Regions from separate parts of the Mus musculus genome. Here region 2 is linked to region 1. A link is a loop called in an ENCODE intact Hi-C map of the cell type or tissue named here. Cell type or tissue: heart. All regions are shown on one strand. Links, peaks and the distances in the headings refer to the core of each region. The heading gives the core; the rest is flanking DNA.

What was found. A loop is a pair of places that touch in the nucleus more often than their neighbours do. Peaks named below come from ENCODE experiments on the same cell type or tissue, not always from the same donor. Only the 100,000 strongest peaks of a DNase experiment are listed, where the experiment ranks them.
Region 2: it touches region 1 in a loop (1.8-fold over the local background); 5 of 42 quality-filtered maps call a loop at or near these places.

Annotation. Positions count from the first base shown.
Region 1 is chr2:153,067,344-153,075,670 of GRCm38, reverse strand. Ccm2l (cerebral cavernous malformation 2-like) reads right to left here. Exons shown (of 10, transcript NM_001372363.1): 2 at 7,744-7,911; 3 at 4,947-5,030; 4 at 4,666-4,849; 5 at 3,459-3,913; 6 at 764-899. Among named protein-coding and RNA genes, the nearest start is that of Ccm2l, 5.6 kb to the right of the region's middle. In heart, for the core only: a CTCF peak has its summit at 4,359 (motif pointing left); no DNase peak of the experiment used is centred there; H3K4me3 peaks cover 1,376 bases; H3K27ac peaks cover 576 bases; H3K27me3 peaks cover 6,995 bases.
Region 2 is chr2:153,410,539-153,418,832 of GRCm38, reverse strand. Nol4l (nucleolar protein 4-like) reads left to right here. Exons shown (of 11, transcript NM_001134300.2): 7 at 688-873; 8 at 954-1,145; 9 at 1,348-1,470; 10 at 1,988-2,189; 11 at 7,004-8,294. The coding sequence ends at 7,221. It also overlaps the pseudogene Gm14472. Among named protein-coding and RNA genes, the nearest start is that of Asxl1, 69 kb to the right of the region's middle. In heart, for the core only: a CTCF peak has its summit at 4,010 (motif pointing right); a DNase peak (open chromatin) is centred at 4,023.

The sequences.
Region 1 (8,327 bases), core at 139-8,138:
TGCACAGATCTTTTTTCTTCTTTTTAAAGATAAAGTTTCTCCACTGCAGCTCAGGCTGACCTGAAACTCGGATCCTTCTGCCTCATCGTCCCAAAAGCTTGGGACTATTAACTAATGTGCTTAGGTCTGAGTTTGCACGTGCCATGGTGCCCATGTGGAGGTCGTGGGGGAAACTTTTGAAACTCAGTTGTCAAGGTTGGCAGCAAGCCCCTTTCCCCACTGAGCCAGCTCACCTGCCTGGGGACTGAGCAGTTTTCATTTCTCTGAAGACTACTTCTCTAGCATCTGTGAGGTGTCCACGTCTGTGCTAAGTGAATGTGAAAGGTAAGATGCCATAAAGACTCAAGAAGACTTGGCATCTGGCTATTGTGCTTGGCATATAACTGGCACTCAACAAATGTCCCTGTTAGTCTCACTTTAATTCCAACCCTTGATTGCATACATGGACTAATCTGGAAATGTCAGCCCTAGGAATCTCATGGGGTGAGATGGCTCAGCTAGCCGACAGTACACATGCTGAACTTTCTGCAAAGCAGGGACACCCAAAACAAGAGAGACGTTCAAGTGCCTAAGTTCAAACTCATCCCAAACTTGACAACCTGAGCATCAGGTCATCGCTAAAGAGGTCATCAAGAAGAATGACATTCTATCAAGTGGACCCCTAGACCCGGGGTCCAGCTCAGAACTCCCAAAGGCCTTCATCAGCTCTGACTATCAGGACATGCAGCCTCTCCCAGTGCTTTGTGGGAGTTTAGATACGCACTGCAGCTGGAGAGCCATGGCCGCTTTGGTGTGGATCTGTAGTGGTAGCCGGCCCGGTCTACACACTCGATGCTCTGGTCCCCGTAGATGATCTGGAAGACTTGACAGATGAGCGCACAGGATTCCTCAGCGGCATCCTGGTCCAGGGGCAGGAGGAGAGCTCAGGCTCTTACTTGCCCCTCCCCCCCAGGACATGCCTATGTCCTCAGATGCAGCGTGAGCCAGTGCTAACAACCACACCATAAGCCAACTTCAAACACATTTCCCCTCAAAATTATACGGCTCCTCTCTTGTTCCTATGGCCTTTTTATAGAATCTAGAGGCAACTCGAACTTCTCTGCCATGAAAGCAAATTTCAGATTTCCAGGGGAGTCATGGCCTATCATGAAATTTATCTAACATAAGGGTTCGTTTAACTAAATGTACAGGCACAGAAGCTGAAGTGCCTGTCTGGAGATGGGAGCAGGAGGAGGAGGGACACTTCAAAGAATCAAAATTGTAGGCTCAGTGCCGTTACTATTACTGGACGCAGGATATGGCTATGGGCTGCTCTGTGCCCAATGCCATTGTGGAAGCGAAACAATAATAGTGTCCCTGGTAGAATCAAGAGGGGCTTGAGCAAAGCTTTGGAGAGTGCACGTTTGAGGAGGAGGGATCCGCCTCTTCAAGTGAGAGACACAGAAAGCAGTAACTGATAGACAAAGACCATGCTTACGAAAATCTGGCTCTAAAAATCCTAAGGTAAATGTTCAACTGTAACTCAGGATGGGTATCTGTGGTCATTGCAGGTACTGCTGTTTAAACCAGGATTGAACCTTACCATAGACAGGACAGGTCAGGGAGGATGCTCGTTTTATAGTTGAATGCTCAGAGGCTTTATGGACTTGTGTGATTTGTTTGGCTTCACCACAGGCCCAAGGCGTCAGCTAATGCTGGCATTGGGAATTTTAACTCTGACCATTGTGTGTGAGATCACTGAGCATCAGACAGGAGGCCAGAGGCTCAGACACTTGGAGAGCAACTCACTTACTTATTCATTCTACCACCAGGCCAGGACCCCATGGCTGAGTGGAACAGCCAAGGCACAGTGTTGCCTCTGTCTGGTTTTCAGGCCCGTGGATCTACAGGCTGTTTCTTCTCCTTGCTTTGGTTTAAACAGTACAAACTAACCTTTCCTGTTGTAACAGGGTCTCTTCCTCCATCCCCTGTCACACAGAACACTCACTTCTACTAGAGCCAGCATGACCCATGTGATCCTAGCTTTTCTGCACATCTGTACGCCCCGCCCCCTTTTCATGACCTCATCGCCCTCCCTAGTCAAGGTTCCAGGATGAGGCTGTGTTGGATGAGACAGTGGAGTACAGAATGTGAGGAAGGACTGAGTCAATGGGGTGGGGGCACAGCGATGTTATCCAAGAGAGACGATGGAGCTGGGTATGGACAGTGAATGGTGTGGGCATAGGGTTTGGATATATTTAAAAATAAGACCAATGAATTTATTGACAGAGTAGACTGAGAGAGAGAGAGAGAGAGAGAGAGAGAGAGAGAGAGACAGAAAGAGAGAGACACAGAGAGAAGAGAGACAGACCAAGGACCACTGCAAGGTTTCAGCCTGAGCCACCAAGGATGGAAACCATTCAATGAAATGTGCACGTGAAGACACTTCAGGTTTGAGAGGAGATTGGGGGCTCAGCTTGAAACAAATTCATTCATAATGAGAAGGAGACCCTGGAAAAGACAAGAGGAGCAGAGATTTGGTTAGAGGTGAAATTCAGAGTGTACTCTGGGTTTTAGAAGGCAGCAGAGTAGAAGTCACCTAGAAACAAGTGTGGATAAAGGAGAAAAGATTGAGGTTAACTCCTGGACCACCCCGACTTTAAGAGGCTGGAAAGAAAGGAGCACAGGGTGAGAGTGGGGGAGCAGGGAAGGAGGGCTGGATGGTATCTATCTCAGGTGGGGGTGGGGCCCACTGAGCTGCATCCCTGGGATTGACCTCCTCTCCCTGTAGACAGGCACACTCATTACTCAGATCCCTGGAACCTGGCGCAGAGGAAATGCTGAAAGTACCGGCTAGACTGGGTACTCCTTAAGGGAGGACACCAAACGGCTCACTCACCTCACCCACAGCATCTGGCCCAATGCGGAGCACACAGCTGGCACTCAACAAATACCATCAAGCCAGGCATGGCGGTGTGGACCTTTAAACTCAGTATTCAGGAGGCTGAGGAAGATGGATCTCTAAGTTGGAAGTCAGCCTGGTCTACAGAGTGAGTTCCAGGACAGCCAGGGCTACACAGAGGAATCCTATCTCGAAAGACTACAACAAAAACAACTAAATTATCATCATCACGTTAGTGAGAGCAAGGGTGAATGAGTACAGGAAGGCGACAGACAGGTAGGACAGGCACGAATGACGGCAAAGCGTCTGCCTTGGGTGGTTACCAAGAGAAAGGCTTTGCACTTCCTGGGTTCGAATCTTGAACTCACCTGCTTTCCGCAGGACTTCTAGTTACCTAAACTTTGAGCCAGCTTCCTTTTCTTAGGAATGGGAATAGATGTCATATTTGCCCTAGGGGCTGCTGTGGGGATTAAGTGTTAATGTTGTGCCCTATCTGTCTAGGGTCGGCGCTTCACATGTGCTGTGATTAGTATGATAGTGACTGTCAGCAGTGGTGCCAACACCGCCAGGTGCTCACCCTGTTTGCCACAGCCAGAATGACCAGGTTGCAGTAGGCGTCGGGGCTGTGGTTCTGGGGATCCAGCGGGTTGGGGCCCGGGTGGCGTCGCTCCCAGCTGCCGCCGACGCCGCCACTCGCCTGCCGCCGCTCCCAGCTGCCACCCGGCTTGCCCGCACCTCCGCCCGCGTGCCGTCGCTCCCAGCTGCCACTGAACGTCTGTCGCCGCTCCCAGCTGCCCGACGCCCTCGCTCCCGCGCGCTGCCGCTCCAGGCTGCCGCCGCCTCCCGCCGCCCGGGCCTCGGCGCCCGCGCCCCCGCCCCACGCCACGCGCCAGTCCAGGCTGCAGATGGTGTGGCGTCGCTCGGCTGTGCCTACCCGTCGTTTCTCGGGCGCGGCGCCCGGAGGGCCGGGATCGCGACCCGAACCTCCCGGGCTGCCATCCATGCCCGCGGGCACAGGGTCCACCCCCAGACCTGGGGAAGGAAGGGGTTTGGGGGCTCAGTAGCAGGATATCGCTTTCTGGGGCCACCCGGAGGGCCACCTCGCAGTTCTGAGGTTCCCTGAGCTAAGGCCCTGCCCAGCACTAAGCTTCCAGGCGGTTCTGCTGGCTCCGGGGCATTCGGTCCCCACCCCAGGCCTATGACTCTGCCTCCGGCCTTGGCTCTGTCCTAGACCTCCAGGTGGCAGCCACAAAGTTTCCACCCTCCCCAACACACCCTAATGCCCTCCTCAGACTTGCTTTCTGAGTTGAGAGAGGTAGTCAACTTGTCCTCTTTATCCATACCCTTCATTTGAACGGAGACCTTGGTCTAAGCATCCCACCTTCCAGTACGACTTTCCTTGCTATCTTCAGTCCCATCTCCAAGTTGCTGACCTGAAACCTCCAAGACCTGACTGGTCCCCTAGCCAGGGCGCCCCCTACTGTCAGATCAGAGTCAAGCAATTATGTCTTGTAACCACCTCTCACCCCCTTTAACGTTGAACTGGGGTTGAATTCTTGACTCCAACATCTCTGCCCTACCCAACCTTCTCTATCTGGTCATCTTAAATCCCCAGCTCTTTGGTCTTACCTGTGGTTTCTTCTGCCTGCCCTTGGTCTCAGAATAGTGTGCTCAGGTTTTCTGCCATCCCTTTCCCAGCCTCGGGTCCCTCCCCTGATGCCCAACACTGGGAAATGTCCCAGCACTGCAGGTTGGCTTCCCACCCCGTCCTACCCGCGCCGCACCAGTCTTAAGCACTAGCAGATGCAGAGCGTCGTCCTGCAGGTAGGAGGCAGCAGCAATCTCGTGCGTCGGGATGCGCAGGATGAGCTCCTCATTGTCGCGCCAGGTGAGCAGCAGGCAGCGTGCGGACAGGCTCAGGATGCTGTCCTGCTCTGGCGTGGTCTTCAGAGGCAACTCCTTCAGCTGCTGCGGGATGGGTCGGATCACCTGAGTCCCCAGGAATTCGGAGTAGGAGAGGGGAAAGGGAAAGAGACCCCGCCCTCTTCCCTTCCCAGGACCTCACCCTGGCAGTGTCCAGAAGCTGCAGGAGCTCGTCTCGGCTGGAGGGGTTCAGTGAGGAAGTCACCCAGGTGAGGTGACCCAGGAACTGGATGAGAAATGGGAGATTCTAGCCTCTGAGTTAATGCAGGACAGGCTGAAATACTCAAATTAATAATAACCTGTATGATGGTTAATTTTGGTTGTCAACTTGTCAGACCCAAGCACCTGGCACACCGATGAGGGATTCTCTTGATTGGATGGTCATATGAAGTGAGAGACACATCTTAAATCTGAGCCACACCTTCTGGTGGCAGCCCTTGGAGGGGCATGGAAGAAGGACACTTTCACGTTCGCCTGCTTTCCCTCGGTCTTGATGGCAAACTCATCTGTTCTGCTGCCCAGGCTTTCGTTCAATATTAGATCCACAAAGACTGTGGAGCAGCTGAGACATTTAGTCTCATAGACTGAACAACTACCAGACGCTTTCCTGTTAGAAGACAGCCTGTGTCGGAATGGCTGGACCACACCCTGTAAGCCTCCCTGCCCCTTCCATCGGTTCTGTTGCCCTAAAGAACCCTGGCTAATACAACCTGGTAACAAATTTGTTGATCTGGTGACCAATTTATATATATATTTTCCCATCCACTCACTTTTACTTTAAGGCTTAAAAGGTTCAGCATGGTACAGTTAACTAAAAGCCTGGCCCAGGATTATAGCTAGAAAGGGTAAGACTGGGCAAGTCATAGTGGATCATGCTTGTAACCCAGCACTTGGGAGGTGGAAGCAGGAAGTTTAGAGTCCAGGGTCAGCCATGGGAGTGTGGGCATGTCGAACTCCTTGAATCCCAGCACTTGGGAGGCAGAGGCAGATAAATCTGCGTTTGAAGTCAGCTTGATCTACAGAGTGAGTTCCAGGACAGCCAGGGCTACACAGAGAAACTCTGACTTGACAAACAAGCAAACAAAGAGTCCAAGGCTACTTAGCAAATTCAAGACCTCCCTGGGCTATGTTAGACTCTTGTGAGGTAGTGAGAAAGCTTGAATGCATGTGTCAGAGTTCACATTTCCAACAGTTAGCTGATACACACTAACACATGGTCATCTCACTCTATAAGGCCCTTCAGGAAAGTAAAAGTCACTAATATATAGTGCTTCTCCCCCCCCCCAACCCCACTGCCACGTTGAAGATGAGATTTAGAGCCTCTTTGAATGATAGACCAGAGTCTATCATTGTGTATGCGTGTGTGTGTGTGTGTGTGTGCGTGTGTGTGTATGCGTGTGTGTATGTGTGTGTGTATGTGTGTGTGTGTATGCGTGTGTGTGCGTATGTGTGTGTATGCGTGTGTGTATGTGTGTATGCGTGTGTGTGTGTGTGTATGTGTGTGAGTGTATGTGTGTGTATGCGTGTGTGTGTATGTGTGTGTGTATGTGTGTGTGTGTGCTCGTGTGCGTGTGTGTGTGTGTATGTGTGTATGCGTGTACGTGTGTGTGTGTTCCTGTGAGTGACTGCAGGCATATGCTGCTGCAGCCCCTGTGCGGCAGTCAGGGAATGAGCTCCTGCCCTTCCACATCGTCTGAGCCAGAGCCTCTTCTCTGTACATGACATGCCAGACTCAGGCTCCTGAGCTTCCAGAGGTCCTCCCATCTCCACCTCCCACCTCCACACAGTGGGATTTTCAGGACTATGGATGCATGCTTTGCATGTGCCTGTCTTTACAAGGGTTTGGGGGATAGGAACTCTGGTCCCCAAATTTGCCAGCAAGCACTTTATCCATCGAACCATTCCCTCTCCACACCTGGCCCAGGCCGGGATCTACTATTAAAGCTCAAAGGAACCCTGGGAATTTCCTTGCCCAGTGACTCTCCCCACCTCACGCATTATTAATCCTTTTAACAACCTCATTGCAGATTAAATGGAAGGAAGCACTGAATTAATACATCATTTTTTCAAAAAAAAAAAAAAGACATTCCCAGTCAATATACAGACTCCTATGTGTTCCAAGTTATAGCAACATTATCATTTAAATGTTATTCCGTATGAGAATTAACTTTTTATTACTTTAATTGCAGGAATCTGGGTGAATTTCACCACTCACATCTTTTTATTCTGTAAACTTTCAGCCCTTGGTTTTAAAACAATTCTTTTTCTAGCTTTTCTTTATTTATAGAGTTGCCAGATAAAATACAAGATGTCAGCTCAACAACAATTTTGTTTTTAGGATTTTTTTTGTACCTATTTAGTTCTATTTAACATTTGGAGCATATTTATGCTGAGGAAATAATCACTGCTCATCTGCAATTCAAATTTGACCAAGCAGCCTGTTTGTTCAGTGCCTCAATCTTACTTCACACCAATCTTTGGCTGATGGAGACCTGTTAACCTACCCAATGCTCCTTCACGGTGGTTTTAAAATGGAAGAAAAGCTCTTGCCTGGCAAGAGGGTCCATTATGGTATCCACCTATCTCCGCCCTTCACGCCCCCAGACCTGTGCTGGCTGTGTAGCCTGGGGTCTTCAGAATGCCAGGTGAGTGCTCGAGCACCAAGCCGCACTCCCAGCCTCTCGCTTGCTCCTAACTTGGACACTGAATAATCAGGGAGCCTGCAGACATCAGTCTCATGAGTAGGTTGAGCTTTTGGGAACACAGCACAGTTTCCCAGAACTCAGTCTCCTATGGTAGCTCATTGGGTGGATGTCACCTGCTGAGGGTGCAGCCCATGACAGTAAGGCAGGAGGCTTCCGTCATGTGACACAGAGTGTGGCTTGGTGTGCCTCCAGGCTCCCCCTACCCCTGCCCTACCATCTTTGTCCCATGCTCACCTTGACCTCTTTCTCCAGGTAGTCACACAGCAGGATGTGGGGGTCGATGAGGTAGTCAGGGGGATAAAGAGGCATAGAGTGCAGGGGCCTGCGACTGACACTGCTTCTGAAGGCAGCCTGGCGTGCAGCCTTCGGGAACACCAGTCTTCGGATGGGGGACACAAAGCCCTGGTAGAGACAGGAAAGTCCCAGTAACTATAGCACTGGCTTTATGAGCTCTGGTTTGCTTCCACAACCTCAGTTAATCCTCCTAAAAACTGCGGGAGGTGCAGCCCTGCAGGTCCGCCCTCCCCCCCTCAGGTGGAGAAGCAAAGAGACTCCAGGCTGAGAGCTAGAAAGAACACCAGCAGGTAGGACATCGTAAAGCTGCATTTTAAGTACCCAGGGAGGGTGAAGCTCCTGCCAGCCAGATTCAAAGAACGGCCAAGGCCCCAGGGCTAAGTGGAGGATAGCTAGGCATTTATTAGGCTATTGCTTGTTTGTGAGTTAGAATTATGCAATAAATAAATGTAAGTATAATCCAGAGACACCGATACAAAGACACCCAGGATGGATCGAGGGAATCTGAGAGAACTGCTGTTTCC
Region 2 (8,294 bases), core at 295-8,294, 340 kb before region 1:
CAAGGAAGTGATTGCCACCTTTGCCTGTGGTGTGACGGAGGGGAGGATCTGTGTGGGAGCAGAGTGCTTAAGTCCTTGCCCATTCACAGTTGGGCTGTAGCAGGCTGGCTGTCTCTGCTCTCCCCCTTCTTGAACACCTGTTTCCCCAGGCTTCAGAGCAATCTCTTGGGAGATAGGCAGAAACAGCCTGGCCTGGGAGCTGGGGACTGCACCCTGCTTTGTGGCCCTACTGCCTTGGCTGGCTCCCTTTCCCAGCCCATCTGCTCCTCCCCCCCCATAGACTGCACATTTGCTGCTCTGGTGACAGCTCACTTGTCAACTCAAGGCTGCAGTCCCCTGGGGATCCAGGAGGAACCCTGGAAGCCCAAACAGATCCTGGCACACAGGAGAGGCTGGCGGATTGTAATCTTTTCTGGTGTCCTTCTCTCAGCATGGCAGGTCTTGATGTGGGCACTGCCACCAAGAAAGTGGCTCCTACACTTTACCCCTTGCCTCTAAAAGGCAAGGCCCTCCTTGTGTGTTGCTTTAGTTGGGCCTCCAGACAGTAGCCCGGGGTCACTGAGGGCAGACCTGTTGCTCTCAGCTCACAGTGGGAAGTAGGGTTCACTTGCTGACCTGGCCCTCAAGCTTACCATGGGAGACCAAGTAGGCAGCCACCTGATTTGTCTCTGCTTTGCCTGGTTTCAGTCACCCCCATACAGCTCCGGGAGCTATGATTCCATCAAGACTGAAGTCAGTGGCTGTCCTGAGGACCTGACAGTGGGCCGGGCCCCTGCAGCAGATGACGATGACGATGACCATGATGACCATGAGGACAATGACAAGATGAATGACTCAGAGGGCATGGACCCCGAGCGGCTCAAGGCCTTCAACGTGAGCACCAGGCAGGGCTGGTGGGACACCGATGGGTCTAAGGCAGGGCCAGTCCTCTCCCATAGCCTGTGTCTCCCCAGATGTTCGTGCGGCTCTTCGTGGATGAGAACCTGGACCGCATGGTGCCCATTTCCAAGCAGCCCAAGGAGAAGATCCAGGCCATCATCGAGTCCTGCAGCCGGCAATTCCCTGAGTTCCAGGAGCGGGCCCGCAAGCGCATCCGCACATACCTCAAGTCCTGCCGCCGCATGAAGAAGAACGGCATGGAGATGGTGAGTACCCCCTCCTGGCCACCCTGGCTTGTGGCGCCATCACTGCCCTCCAGACCCCCTTACCCCAACTTCCCAGTAGGCCTGTTTCACAAATGAGGAAAACGGGCTGTTAGTCAGGTACTGGAGTCCAAACCCCTGCTTTGCCATCCCCTGACCAGGACCCTTCCAGCCCAAACACCAGCACTGTCTCTTGTGCCTGCAGACCAGACCTACTCCTCCGCATCTGACCTCAGCCATGGCAGAGAACATCCTAGCAGCTGCCTGTGAGAGTGAGACGAGAAAGGCAGCCAAGAGGATGCGCCTGGAGATCTACCAGTCCTCACAAGTATGCGCTCATGCTGGCTGTGTGCAAAGGGGTCTCACCCACTGTTCATCCCGTCTACACCTGCAGCGGGGGTGGACAGAGAGGTGGCAGGGCAGCCATCATGTAGCCTACGGTTATAGCACTGTGGTGGGCAGAGAGGATGGAGAGAGGAGGGTGCCAAGAGGTGGGTGAGGAGTGCTGGAGGACCTTGTTGCTAAGATTGCAGACCTGTTGGAAGGAAGGCTGACTGAGTATGGAAGTCCTCGCCTATAATCCCAGCACTAAAGAGATACAGGTTCTAGGTTCATACAGAGAGGATCTTTTACACTGCATAGAGTCAACCTAGTATGTTCATAGAGAGATGCAATCAGGGGCGATCCCTGAGGCAAAGTGCCCAGGGAGAGAGAAACAACAGGATACCCCAGCCCAGATCATATCAGTGGGTCCCAGGAAACAGCCTCTTCCTACCTCATGACAGGGACAGTGACCAGGCTTTCTGTCCCCTGGGTTCCCTAGCATTGTCATCCCTCCTTTGCAGGAAGAACCCATAGCCCTGGATAAGCAGCACTCTCGGGACTCTACAGCCATCACCCACTCCACCTACTCACTGCCAGCCTCTGCCTACTCCCAGGACCCCGTGTATGTCAACGGTGGCCTCAATTACAGCTACCGTGGCTATGGGTCCTTGAGCAGCAACTTGCAGCCCTCTGCTTCCCTCCAGACAGGAAATCACAGTAATGGTAAGTAGTGGTCAGGCCTGTTTTTTTTTTTTTTTTTTTGAGAGAGGGTTTCTCTGTGTAGCCCTGGCTGTCCTGGAACTCACTCTGTAGACCAGGCTGGCCTCGAACTCAGAAATCCACCTGCCTCTGCCTCCCAAGTGGCTGGGATTAAAGGTGTGTGCCACCATGCCTGGCCAGGCCTGGTTTTTACCAGAGCAGTGTCTAGCTTGTTCTACATAAAAGCCCTTGGGAAGAGCGGGACAATGGCTCAGCTCCCCCATTACCAGTCAGTCTTTAGATGAGGTCAGGAAAGCCTGGGCTCCCTTTTCCATCTCCAATGGTAATTGCTTCTGCCAGTCACTACAAATGCACCTCTCTGATTCCACTCCCTGAAAGTCCCCTGTGAGTTGGCAGCAGAGCCAGGATCTGGTCTAGCCTCAGCCCCTCTACCCATGGTGCCCCCATTTAAGTCGTCTGGGAGATGGTTAAACATTAGGTTGGTTCTTCTGCTCCATACCTAAACTGGGCAGCTTGACAAGTGCTTCCAGGAACCTCTGCAGGTGCCACTCCCCACCCCAAGGGAGGGAGGAAGAGGGGGAAGACAGATTCCTCCTACACCTCTGGTGGCATGAGGTATTCTGTCTTACATGGGGGCAGATCAGCCATCAAGACCTTCTCTAGCAGGGGCAACAGGGAGAGAAGGGTCAGGGGGCTACTAGGCATACAAGGGCTGTGACCTGTGTCTGGCCTCCATCATCCTGTTCTGTCCAACCCTGTGATGAAAATGTTTTCAGGGACAGGGCAGAGGCAGTGTGCCTCTGTGTTATTCAGGGGCCAAGGAGTGAAGGAAAGTGAAGACATCAAGCTGCTGTCTTAAGGGGGCAGGTAGAAGAAAAAGCACTTTCTGGCAGGCGAGCTCTGGGTTTAGGAGACCCCTTGACTGTTCCTGGGTAGCAAGGAAGAGGGCCGGTTCCTAGCCCTGGTAGAAAGGCCAGGCCATCTCCACCCACCCCTTGCTTCATCTTGCATGCTTACTGTGCCCCACAACTGGGAAGGAAGTGCTGGTGTCTGGAAGGTTCCTGCCTGGGCTTAGCCTCTCATCCCTTCTAATGCGTCTTAACCTAAAATAAGAGGCTGGCTGGCCTAATCCCTAGAGCCAGGCCAGCATGGTGCACACCAGGGGTAGAATGGCTGATCCAGAGCCACTCTCCTTCCAGTCCCTTTGCTAGAGTTAGAGTATCTGACGTGGGTTTCAGGATCAGGAAAGTTAGAATGCTCTGGAACACTAGTACTAAGTGGCTATGGAGGAAGGTATAACCTGGTGCCCAGTCATGCCCGGGCAGCACATGGTAAAACTTTACCTGGTACATGCAGCATGGCCTGTGTTAGGACCACAGTTGTGGTGGCTCCCTGGCCTCTCACAAGTGTATGAGTCCTGAAAGACACGACCAACAGCCAGAGCTGAGATCAGGAGGCAGCTATCTGCTCCATGAATCCCATCTCTGAACATTCTGCTTCCTTGAAGATGGGTAGGACTGAGATCTGGTCATTTTCCTCCTTGCTAGGAACAGCCTTTTCCCATGAGCACTAGTGCCTCCAGCAGCTGGGGAAAATAAGCAGTAGCTACTGGGTCACAGAGCCATCCCTCCTTCCCACTGTCCTGCCAGTCACAGCCTTTCAGGTGATTGTTTGCTTCTGCTTGGACCCTACCACAGCTCTGCTAATGGCTCATCCTCCTCACTTTGCTCATGTTGTCACTGGAGATAGAAATGAGCTCAGATAAAATCAGACCCCGTCCCTCTAACCCGGGGTACTAGGCAGCTTGTGCCCATACTAGCCCACTAGGGGCCACTAGCAACCTGAGAATCCAGCTGTAACTGGAGCCTGTACAGAAATGGCTCCAGATCAGATCAGGGACTGGAGGGCTGGGGAGCTCTCTAAGCAGCAGTGAACAGTGAGCTGAGATTTGGGGATAGAGGGGGGAAAAGAAACCTGGGGCCACCTCTGACAGTGGCAGGTGGCCTCTGCTACCCCCAGGCATTGCCTAGATCAAAAGCAACCAGAGAAAATCAAATCTATTTCATCCCCTCCAAGTCTTGCAATTGGGATATCTAGAAGCTGGCAGAAGCTGCCACCATGGAAGCCACTCGCCTGCTGGGCTCTGTTTTTGACATACACATCTCTTTTTCCTCCCATATTTGATTTTAACAGACTTCACTGTTCTATATCTTAATTCCAAGAGCATTGCTATTTATTTTATTTATTTACTTATTTTATTTCACTATTTAAATGTTTTATTTCATGTCGGCCGGGGCTCCGTCCCAGGCTGCTTCATAGGTTCTCAATGGGCTGGTAGGGCCTGTACGGGTACTTCTTCTTCTTGTCCAGCTTGGTTTCTGGGAAGATCTCATTTGAGTCATCACTGGTCATCTGGTCAAAGGGAATTATGTTCCTCGTTTTCTCCAGCTGCTTCTCACACTCCTGGGTCCTGAGCTGAGGTCCAGACACAAACTCAGCACAGCTCTTCACATCCCCCGTCTCCTCTTGTCCACCAGGGCTGTGTGTTTATCCTCAGGCACAGGGATCTTCAGGGCATTATACTGCTTTTCAAAGTCATCCACCAAGCCAGGCTTGGCCACATTGGCCCTGTAGTAAGCCCAGTCAATCGCAGGTGGTTTCTCAGACAAACTAGCCAACCTGGGGTGGAGGGTCTCATTCCAGGACTTCAGGGCATTTCCAACTGCCTTCTGGTTTTGGGGCATGAGCTACACAAAAGATACCTAATCAATGGTTTTTAGAGCAAGTTTATGCCCAGCCATCTTGGGATACTTCACCAACCCCCGGCGGAGTGCTCTCTCTCTCTAACCTGTTATTTATTTTTGTGGTAGGGAGGGTACTTTACCCACTGAACTACACCCCTATCCCCAAGGAAACTTTTTAGCAAACTATCTACATTCTCTGGTCAAATGGGGAAAAATAACTGTGTTTACGAACTGTCCAGTCAGGGGCTAGAGAGATGGCTCAGCAGTTTTAAGAGCACTGGATGCTCTTCCAGAATACCTGGGCTTAATTCCTAGCACGTACATGGCAGCTCACAACTGTCTGTAACTCCAGTTCCAGGAGATCTGCCGCCCTCACATAGGCACACATGCAGGCAAAACACCAATGCACATAAAAATTAAAATTAAAAAACAACAACAGTACAACCACAGAGGCCAACTTCTTTTCCCAATAAAGAGCTGTGCTGACTTCCTTTAGCAACAGTTGTTTCCACAATTTATCCTTAGATGTTACTTCTAGTGTAGATGTCTCCAAAGACAAGGTTTTGTCCATCTCTAATACAGCCATGTAAATGCAGCAATGAACAAGCCTGGTCATCAAAACCTACAGGGAAGTAGGCCCAGAACAACATATATTCCTGTAGATGGCCTCCAGGTTGAAGGATACAGGTAGGGGACTCAGGAAAAAGGGGCTACAGCCAGGAAAGTGAACTATCTGCTGTGGCAAGGGGTCACCAAGGCCTCTCATTCATTCCCCAGCTCTCTTCATTCCTCCCCCCCCGCCCCCCCCAGACAGGGTTTCTCTGTATAGCCCTGGCCTCGAACTCAGAAATTCGCCTGCCTCTGCCTCCCGAGTGCTGGGATTAATACTTACAAGGCCTTTCAAGCTCTGCCACTTCCATGTCTAGTGGGAGTTTACTTCCATGTCCAGTAGGCCAGCTGAGGTGCCTCTCCTGGTAGGCTCTGCAGCTAGTTCTCAAGAAGGCTGAAACGCCTGTCTGCTGGGCTATCTGGGCTTCCCCAAGCTTTATGGAAGCTCCTGTTCCCAAGAAGCGGCTCCCTGCTTTGTTTTGGAATCAGAAGCTCGCTCGAAGAAGTTCTGAAATTGCCCATGAGGTGGCAGAGAAGGACTCGAGCATACACCTGCTCAACTCGAGTGCTGGCAGCCTACTCCATGGAGCTTCTAATGGGGCAAAGAGGTGGCTGTAGTCCCCTTCTCCCCAGGGATCTTAAGAGCTTGGGTTTGGTTGTTTTGTGTGTGTGTTTGTTCTGCCACAGTCAGCCAGTGGAGGACAGACAGCAGACTATTCTGTCCTCTTCTGAGCCCTTCTGTCCCAGAAGCGTCAGCCTCCTCACTTGGGACAGTGAAACTCCTCAGAGGAAGAAGAGCTGAGGTGCTGAGGCAAAGCAAGCCTTGCCTCTCTTCCATCCACAAGCACCTGTAAACCCTCTAGGGGCAGGGTGTTCACTGCCTCTCCAGACCGGGATGGTAGCCTCCCCTCTCAACCTTCTGGGGAAAAGGCCCATCCATGCTACTGCCTCCAAAACATGCCAACAGCTCTTTCTCACAGTGCCTGGAGCACAGTTGCTTCCTGGGACTGTTAGTCCTGTTCCAACCATGACTACCCCTTGAAGAGCGGCAGGGCTCAGGAGTTAATAGGAGACATTTCTGTGGCTCAAGGTGCCTCTTCCTCAGCCGCAGCCAGAGCTGGGATGTATGTCTGATGGGCGGCATAGGTAGAGGCAGGAAGCTAGGTTGGAAGCCTACTGTGCTGTGCCTGATACCAAAGCCCTTGTTTTTGATGCATGCCTCCTTATTCCATTGTTCACTTGCCATGTGATTTTGGGTAGAATTCTCCACCTCTCTTTTGCCTGTCATATGGTTAACAATAAAGCTTAGCCTAGAACCCTTGCCATGTCAAAGCCCCATTCTAAATACTGGGAATATAGCCATTGGGGATATAGACCAGGGCTTCCAAATCTATGCCCAGATGCAGGCAGGGGCTTCAGCTTCCTCTAAACTTTAGACTCTAAATCATCTTTCCCTCTCTACAGGGCCCACAGACCTCAGCATGAAAGGCGGGGCCTCTACCCCAACTCCTCCCACGCCTACCCCTTCCAGCAACAGCACCAGCAGGACCATGCCCACAGCCCAGCTTAGCCCCACGGAGATCAGTGCTGTGCGGCAGCTCATCGCAGGCTATCGAGAGTCTGCAGCCTTCCTGCTGCGTTCTGCAGATGAACTGGAAAACCTCATTTTACAGCAGAACTGACCCTGCTGGCCCCCAGAGTGCACGACGCCAGGAGGCTGTCCCAGCCTGGACCCAGCTTCCTGCCTCACCAGTTGGTACACTGTTTTCTGAAAGAGGTGGGATCCAAAAGAGCTGTTTCTAGCTGCACTCCAAGCATCTGAGACTTTGGGCACAAGGACACTTTTCTTTTCTTTTTTTTTTTTTAATTTCACCACATGGGTGCTCTGACCTGCTTGGAAAGAGGCCAGTGGGGCAGCTCTAAAAGGGTTGAGGTTCCCCTGAAAAGGCACAGGGGCTACAGCTCTATTTAGAATCACCTTTGTGGACCACGATGTTAGAACTCCCCCCCCCCATAATTACCTTTCAAGTCTTAGGTGAGCAGAATTGCATATTTATTGAGAAGAGCAAAAGTGGACCCTTTCTCTCCCCTTAGTAATTTATTTTTCTGAAATGGATTCTTTTGTGTTTGTACAGATTGCCAGTCTGTGTCTGTCTAATCAGAAGGATGGATCCCTGTACCTAACATTCCATATCACTACACTGATGTGAGCTGGGGGCCAGCAGAGTTGGGGGCCAGCTCACTGTCCCGAGTGCCCAGCATACCCTTGGGAAGGCCACCACACTCCACCACTAGGCTGTCTTGTTGCAGATCCCAGTGCTGCCACAGGGACACTGCCAAACAGAGGGACCTCACCAACACTCACTACAAACAAAAGCAGCCACCCATCCCATCCGACAGAGTCCCAGTCACACGGTCACCTGTACTCTACCTCACACTCCAGCGTGGGCTTTTCCAGGACGTGCTCCAAGTGTGTTCTGAACGGCTGTCTCCCCCAACTCCCACACAATGTAGCTATCTTCTGGGAGGTAAATGAGACCCAGTGTCCAGGAGCCAGAGCCCAGAGGGGCTTGGCCCTTAAAACCAGCAGCTTGCCATAGCCTGGGCTCTTGGAGATGCTTGACAGGATAGTGTGTCTGGAGCTGGTCCAGGTCCCACACAGCCCCCAGGTAACCTGCTGAGGGGCCACTTCTCTTGGCCAGGCATCTGTGTGCCCAAGGGTGAATTATGGTTTCCACTCCTCACCTCACGATGG